Regions from separate parts of the Homo sapiens genome. Here region 1 is linked to region 2. A link is a contact called in ENCODE Hi-C or POLR2A ChIA-PET data. All regions are on one chromosome and are shown on one strand. The core of a region is the stretch at or near the end of the contact, and the rest is flanking DNA. Distances in the headings are between cores, read along the strand shown.

Evidence for each region. A loop is a pair of places that touch in the nucleus more often than their neighbours do. ChIA-PET counts read pairs that join two places held with the same protein, here RNA polymerase II (POLR2A). Pooled maps may share reads with other maps.
Region 1: a loop to region 2 is called in a pooled map, with 3 times the contacts of the local background. The contact joins two enhancer-like sites. A Hi-C loop is called at or near these places in 5 of 168 maps with a recorded cell type or tissue (OCI-LY7, dorsolateral prefrontal cortex, heart right ventricle and 2 more), 1 of 37 single-sample maps with no recorded cell type and 1 of 50 pooled maps. POLR2A ChIA-PET finds 5 or more read pairs at or near these places in 1 of 52 experiments (A673).

Annotation. Positions count from the first base shown.
Region 1 is chr11:58,522,855-58,526,333 of GRCh38, reverse strand. No RefSeq gene overlaps it. Among named protein-coding and RNA genes, the nearest start is that of OR5B21, 16 kb to the right of the region's middle. RefSeq lists a silencer at 1,444-1,738. Within about 2 kb of position 2,038, at least 17 of the 41 ENCODE cell types and tissues checked have a DNase peak (open chromatin) inside an H3K27ac peak, as active enhancers do.
Region 2 is chr11:57,474,588-57,478,085 of GRCh38, reverse strand. It overlaps RTN4RL2 (reticulon 4 receptor like 2), which reads right to left. Exons shown (of 3, transcript NM_178570.3): 3 at 552-1,924. The coding sequence ends at 1,175. Among named protein-coding and RNA genes, the nearest start is that of RTN4RL2, 16 kb to the right of the region's middle. RefSeq lists a silencer at 1,121-1,590 and enhancers at 1,911-2,060, 1,278-2,106, 3,280-3,498. Within about 2 kb of position 1,910, at least 9 of the 41 ENCODE cell types and tissues checked have a DNase peak (open chromatin) inside an H3K27ac peak, as active enhancers do.

The sequences.
Region 1 (3,479 bases), core at 789-3,288, 1.0 Mb before region 2:
GTTGGTCAGGCTGGTCTCAAACTCCCGACCTCAGGTGATCCACCCACCTCGACCTCCCAAAGTGTTGGGATTACAGGCGTGAGCCACTGCGCCCAGCCACAAATTCATTTCTAAAGTAAAAAATGAAACACAATTTCACATTTGCCTCCTGAAGACAAATGAGATGGCTGTTCTTAGAGCATCTCTGAAGAAAGATGCTATAAATAAAGCTCAAATGATTATTATCTAGAATTAGGAAAGCCAAGACTCAAAGAAAAATTCCTCTTAATCATTTGTTCATCTCAAAATATTATAAGTAAATGTTTAGAAAAGCTTGTCAGGTTATCAGAGAATCTGATTTTCTTATGTCCTGTCAGTTTACTGTCCTACAGTTTACTTTTTATAAAAGTAAGCTTCACAAGGACTAATCTTTCTGCAAAAGGGATATTGAGAAGATCAGTACAATATCTTTCTTCCCGTGGTCTTAAAAATAATTGTGTGATTATTTGTTATAACAAAAACCAGACTCTTAGAATCCTTGATTCTGAGATAAGTTACTGGCGAAAACTCCTTCACTGGAGGTATTTTTAAAAATAGGACAAAATTTGATGTCTTTAGATTGATAGAGGAATAGTACTACTTGGGAGAGCTGAAATGGATTAAATGTTTCTTGCCAAACTTTATTATATCTATGTCCTTTGTTGGAATGGATAATAAGGGGGTTGTGAGAGTTACAAGGAATTGGCAACAGTTAATTCTATAAAATAGGAACTCCAAATGCATGTAAGATATGTGGGAGGCCACACAGATACGGAACCATCTGGCCTCTATCCTGTTTGGCTGTCTGAGAGCGCCAGACTATGCAGAACACACATTCAACTTTTAAACATCCTCTTTGCAATGTCTTCACTCAACGATGTCACACGCAGGTGTTAATATGGCAATGTTCTTGGTTGCCTTGGCAATTTGACAAAATAAACTTGGAGTTTTAGCCCTTAAAAAGAAATGTACAGGTGCTAAAACTTTTTTAAAAAGGATTAGCTATTTTGAGATTCAATAGAATTTAACTATTTTTAAATGTCAAAGAAAATCCAGAGTTCACTAAGATGTAATTAAGAAGTGAAAACACTTTCTTCCCACATTGAACGGAAGTGGTTTTATTTGCTCAAAAAGAGATACTGACTTCAGGACCAGTGTTTTAGCAATAAGGAAACTACTCACAAGTAAAAAGTTCTGCTTTTTAAAAACCCTGGAAATGCCATTACTAAAATTGATCACGTACTTATTTACTTTTGGTTTTGAGTAACTTCTAGGATGTTTAAAAAATAAAACCCACCCTCACAGGACAGGGATTTTCCACCAGTGAATATAAACATATAGAAAGGAATATGCTCTAGAGTTGGCACTGTATTCTCAAAGGGGAGTCCCTCAATTAGTTTGGTCAGTTTTTCTTTGAAGTAAATTTAGTCTCTTCCAAGGTAATACTTTGATAAAGACAACAATTATTTTTCCATCCAAGTTCTATCACACACTCTTCTTGGAGTTGTAGGATGGCTGCCAGCGCATGCTTCTTGTTTCATAACCAGTAGGGGGAGCAAGAGTGCTTTTATCGAGCATTTGCAAGCAAAAGTTCTGGGATTCATCCTCACTGGTCTAGCCTAGGTCACATACCAGTAATTTTTGCTGGGGGAATGGATTCTGCAGCTTGGCTTAAACCAAACTGAATTATTTCCAAAGTTACAAGCAGGACTAAGTTTCCCGAAAGCACAAGGGCTTTGTGGAGGAGATGTGAATACTTTAAAAGCTGGATATTGGTAAGAAGCGGGAAGAGGACAATGAATCTTGAATTCGTGTGTTCAAAAGTGAAAATATTGGAGTTTCTGAGTTTCAAGGTAATGTAGAAGGTAAGCAAGCAGGCATTGTCAGTATCCTGAGGGATCATGTCCAAGAACTTTACAGAACCCAAAGGCAGAGGAGAGAGCCAGGAATGCTGGTGTCCTGAGGAACATGCGGCAGTGGCACTGCTCTTCCTGGGCCCCTAGGGGCGCACCACTGAGAAGCATCAAAAGCACCTTCAGTTTGGCAGTCTGGAAAAGGAGATCTTGCAGCTGAAATCAAGGTGAGAAAGAGTAGCAGCTTCCTTTAGAGGCGAGTGTCTTAGGCATAAGCACGTCCTCAATAAGGCAGTGGTGGCAGCCACTGAAATATGACACTGAAAAAGAGATTGCCTGTCCCCAAAATATTGTGGAGGTTGTGTTACTAGGTACCATCAGTGCAGCACATTAAGTGCTGGGAACACAGAGCTCAGTGGGGAAATGGAAATCTCTTGGGATCCACAGGATAAAAAAGAAAGAAATCTCAGGTAAAAGCTGGTGCTTGGGTTGTACTTGTTGCAAATTTATAACTTTGCCAGAAGGCAGTGTTGTCTCAAATTTATAAGAAAGGAGACAGTTTATGTAGGACATTCCCCTACCTTAGATATAGTCAGCGTATAGTGCCTAAATTGATTTTCCGTGGGGAGAAGTCTCCTAACTGTGTTTAGGTTCATAGACCATGGATTACGGACAATTGCATAAACTTCCTGGCACCCTGTTGAGAGCCATCCATCTTCCCTTCCTATTTTGGATATCATTAAATCACAATAAATACTGTATTATGGGAATAACATTTTTCCTGGGATAAGTACCTCCATTCTAGCGAGAGATATCTCAGATCACAGGTGTTACTGGAAAAACTCCTAAAGCTGAAAATGAACAGACCAAGGAATCAAAGAAGGCTTTACTTTCTCTAAACTTTAACTTAGAGAATTTGATTTTGGATTTTAATGTTTTTGGACTTTGATATGCTATGTTGAATAATATTATTGGATATAATTGAGGATGGGACGTGAAATGAAAGGGGAGTGAATTTCTGAGCTGTTTTTCCCCACAGTCTAGTTTCTCCACAAAGAACTGCATCTCCCATTCTTGGTCCATGTGTTTAGGCAAGGCTGACTTTAACCTCAGCCTCAGAAATAGGTACAGTCCCAGGTCTGACCAATAAAAGTACTTTGTTCTTCTGAAGGAAGGTGATTGGATCAGGGATAGACATGTGACCTCAGCAAAGCCAATGACCTTTACTAGATTTATTCAGAAAGAACATTCCCATTCGTTGGAATTCTAGTTGTGCGGATAATAAAAACCCATTGCTGCTGATAAATATTTTTATCATCACTTGGGGGAGGCTGTCTGAGAAAGAGGCCAGCACAGTGGAACGTAGAACCAAGTAATGGAGAGGCTGTGTTTTCTTTTTTTGAGCCACTCAGTTCTACCATAGCAGCATCTTAACCATAGACTAGGAAATTATGTGAGCAAATAAATTCTCTTTTTTGTTTACATTGAACAAATAAACTCAGTGTTGGTACAGAACGTATATTGTATATCGTCATGAAAAACTAATACACAAAAATAGTGTTTGATCACTTCTTGATGCTTTTTACACCAGAGCACAGTGAAACTCTG
Region 2 (3,498 bases), core at 661-3,160:
CACAAGGGCACTTAGCCAAGGAGGCAAGTGTACGCGGAAACCCAGCCTTGGTCTCTGTTTGCTAAGGTGTTTGCTCTGGCATGGGGCTGTGTTTCCCTGAGGGAGCAGTGCCTTGTTCACATTTACCCAAAGCCATGTTGGGGCTGTCTGTGACCAGGAGTGTGTATGTGACTCCTCCTTGCAGGAGAACTGCTCTTGTTTCCTGAAGGAACAGGGTCTGGAAGAGGGCTGTTAACCAGACAGCAGGTCTTCCCCAGGCTTAGTTCCTCAGGCGCCAGACCACTCAGGGTTGGCTGCAGCTCTTCCCCTGGACAAATGAAGAGAAGAGGTGCCACCAGCACCCACTCTTGGCTGCCACACTGCGCCTCACCTAGAATGCAGGGCTTCAGCTCCTCCTCATGGCGGGGGAGCGCACACCACCTCCAGCCACCAGGAAGCTCTTTGATGGCGGGGGACGGCTCCCCTTCTCCAACCCTCCTGGCCCTGCAATCCTTACATTCTGAGACCTCATCCCGCTTTCGGGGTCCCAAGTCAACAAATCTTACAGTAGATAAAATAATAGAATTTTTTAATAAATTTTTTTTCCCAAACAACTTCTTTTGATCTTCACCACGCAGGGGCCACAGTGGAGAGGAAAGTTCTCTCCAGGTGCCCTAAAAAGTGTCCAGGGTAGACTTAGGAGAAAAGTATTCCTCCAGTGTCAGGAGGTTGAGGGGACTAGGGTAAGCAGGGGTCAGGGTCAGCCTGGCCCTGACTGAGGCATCCCCCAAAGGGTCCTGGGTGGGGCTCCCTGGGGGAGCTTCCAAAGGCTCTGCTGGTGGAAGACGCTCTGCAGACAAAAGCCCCTCTGGTGTCCGCTGTGGGCCCTTAGGAGTGCGGGTCAGCGGCTGCCTGGGGGGCCCCACCCCAGCCTTGGGATGGGGAAGAGTTAATGGCCAGAACTGGGGAGGGCAGGGCTGAGCCACCACACACGCCCTCTTGGGGCTGCCACAAGTCAGGACAGCCCAGGGGGCAGGCAAGGAGAGGCGGCCTGCTCCCCGGGGAGGAGAGGAGCTGGGAGGGGAAAGGGAGGCAGCAAGGCCAGGGAAGGTGGGGCGACTGGGGCCGGAGCCGCAGCCCCGGGTGGACGGGAAGCGGGGATCGGACACTGGCCTCTTCGATCTCAGCACCGCAGTCAGAGGTGGTGGGGCACCAGGAGCAGGAGGCAAAGCAGAGGGCTGGGGAGCCCGGCCGAGAGCGCAGGGCCTCGGGAGTCCGGGGGCGCCTGGCAGGCAGCGCCGGGGCACATCTGCTCCCCTCGCTGGTCCTCACCCCCGTAGCCCCCCCAGTAGTCGTCCTCAGTAGGCGCGTCCCCGCCCTGGCGCCCCCGCGAGTCTTCGGCAGGCAGATCTCGGTAGAGGGTGGAGGGATCGGCTGGGGGCGCCCCGGCCTCGGCCACCCCGTACAGGTGGTTGGAGGAGCTGTTGCCGCGGGCGCGGCTGCCCGGCCGCGTGGGTGCCGCGGGCGGACACGCCTGGAAGTCGGCCTCGCGGAGCGCGCGCAGGTCTCGGCCCTGGCGCTCCGGGGGGGTGGCGCAGGTCACGTCGGAGCTGGACACGCGCGCGCGCTGGAACCAGGCCCAGAGCGGCCGCGCGCGGCAGTCGCACGCCCAGGGGTTAGCGTTGAGCCGCAGGAACTCGAGCGAGGGCAGGTCGGCGAGCGCCTCGCCGGGCAGCGAGGCCAGGCTGTTGTTGAACAGGTAGAGGATGGTGAGGCGGCTGAGGCCGCGGAAGGCCGCGCGGTGCACGCCCTGCAGCCGGTTCCCGTGCAGCAGCAGCCGGTCCAGGCTGCCCAGGCCGCGAAACACGTGCTCTGTGAGCAGCCGCAGGCGGTTCCCGTGGAGGAAGAGGTGGCTCAGGTTGGCCAGGTCCGCGAACAAGTCATCCTGGGTGGGGTGGAGTGGGGCACAGAAGAAGAGAATGGGCCTGAGGTAGGGTGCAGACCCCGCTGGGGCCTTGGCCGGGGGAGGGAAGGGGGTGCACCGTGGCAGAAGAGAAAGGGTTGACCTTTTGATTCATAGCATCCTGGATTTGGATTCTGCCTCCTCTAACCTATTTGCTGTGGAAAAAGTGGTATTGGTGAGGTCAGTGGTTCCTAAACTTTCGGGTGTATTAGGATCCCCTGCGGATCTCTGAGCGGGGTGGGGCGGGGGGCAGAGTTTCTAATTCAGGAGGTTTGGGGTGGAGCCTGGGAATCCCCATGTCTACAGGTTCCCCAGGGAAGCCAGTGTGGCCATTGGCAGGACCACAGTTTGAGTTTCAGAACTTCTGGTTTGGTGAAGTATGGAGACTGGGGAGCCAGCCTTTCTGATTTCAAATCTTGGATCTGTCATTAACTGATGCCACCGTGGGCAAGTCACTCAGGATATCTGTGACTCAGTTTCCTCATCTGTATAATGTAGAGATTAAATGAAGCAGCATGTATGAAGGTGCTTAGAACACCTTTCCTTGTGGAGTTCTATGAGTTCCATGAGTTAGCCATTATTCTTTTTTTTTTTTTAATTTTTGTTTTTGTTTTTGTTTGTTAGCCATTATTCTTAACTTGGCCAAGCCAGTCATCTCTCTGTGCCTGTTTCCTCATCTGTAAAATGGGGATGAGTATACCTACTTCCTGGGTTTGTTCTGAGGATTCCAGAGGATGGTTCACATAAAGATCATATGAGGGAAGTGCTGGACACGTGCCCAGCACACAGGGATTTGGTCCAATTATGAAGCCCACAGGCTCAGCACTTAGAGCCCTAGTTCAAAATCCAGCTTGCCTTTTCCCTAGCTGTGTTATTTTAGGCAAGTTTTAACCTCATGGAGTCTCAGGTTCCTCAGTATGTACAATATTCCTTATTATGTATAACCCCCTCAGCAGGCTAAAGGAGGGTTGGATGATAAATGCTGTTAAGGGTACAGTATCTGGCAGGTGCATAGTCAACCATCAATAAATGGTGGCTACTATGACAATAGGGGCTCAGTAACAATTGGGTCCTGTCCCTTTTCTTTAAAAGAGGAGCTCCCTGGGGGAACCAAAGTACTGCTACTAGGCTGGGTATTGGGGTGAGGGGCATCAGCTCCACCCCCAGAGGCGGCAGGGGAGGAGAGGAAGGAAGCCACATTGCATTACTACTCCCCTTAGAGGCGCTGTCCCACCTGCCTGGTGCTAGGGAGTCACCTAATCAGGCCACATTAGTGCAGAAAGGACCTTGGAACTATGGTTCAGAATTAACAGCGGGGGGCGGCGGGTGTGTGTGGCCCACGGCCAGTGGGGATTCCTGGACTCTGCATTATAACCAGCTCACCAGGGGATTCTGATGATCAGCTGACTTGGGAGCTAATGCCTTGGCACCCATCAGCCCAGCTCACTTTTTTAGAGGAGAGCACTGGGGCTCAAAGAGATAAGGGCTTGCCAGAGAGGGAAGCAGGACTTCAGCTCCCTGACCTCACTGCCTTGAGGTCCTCCCCTCTTGTGCAG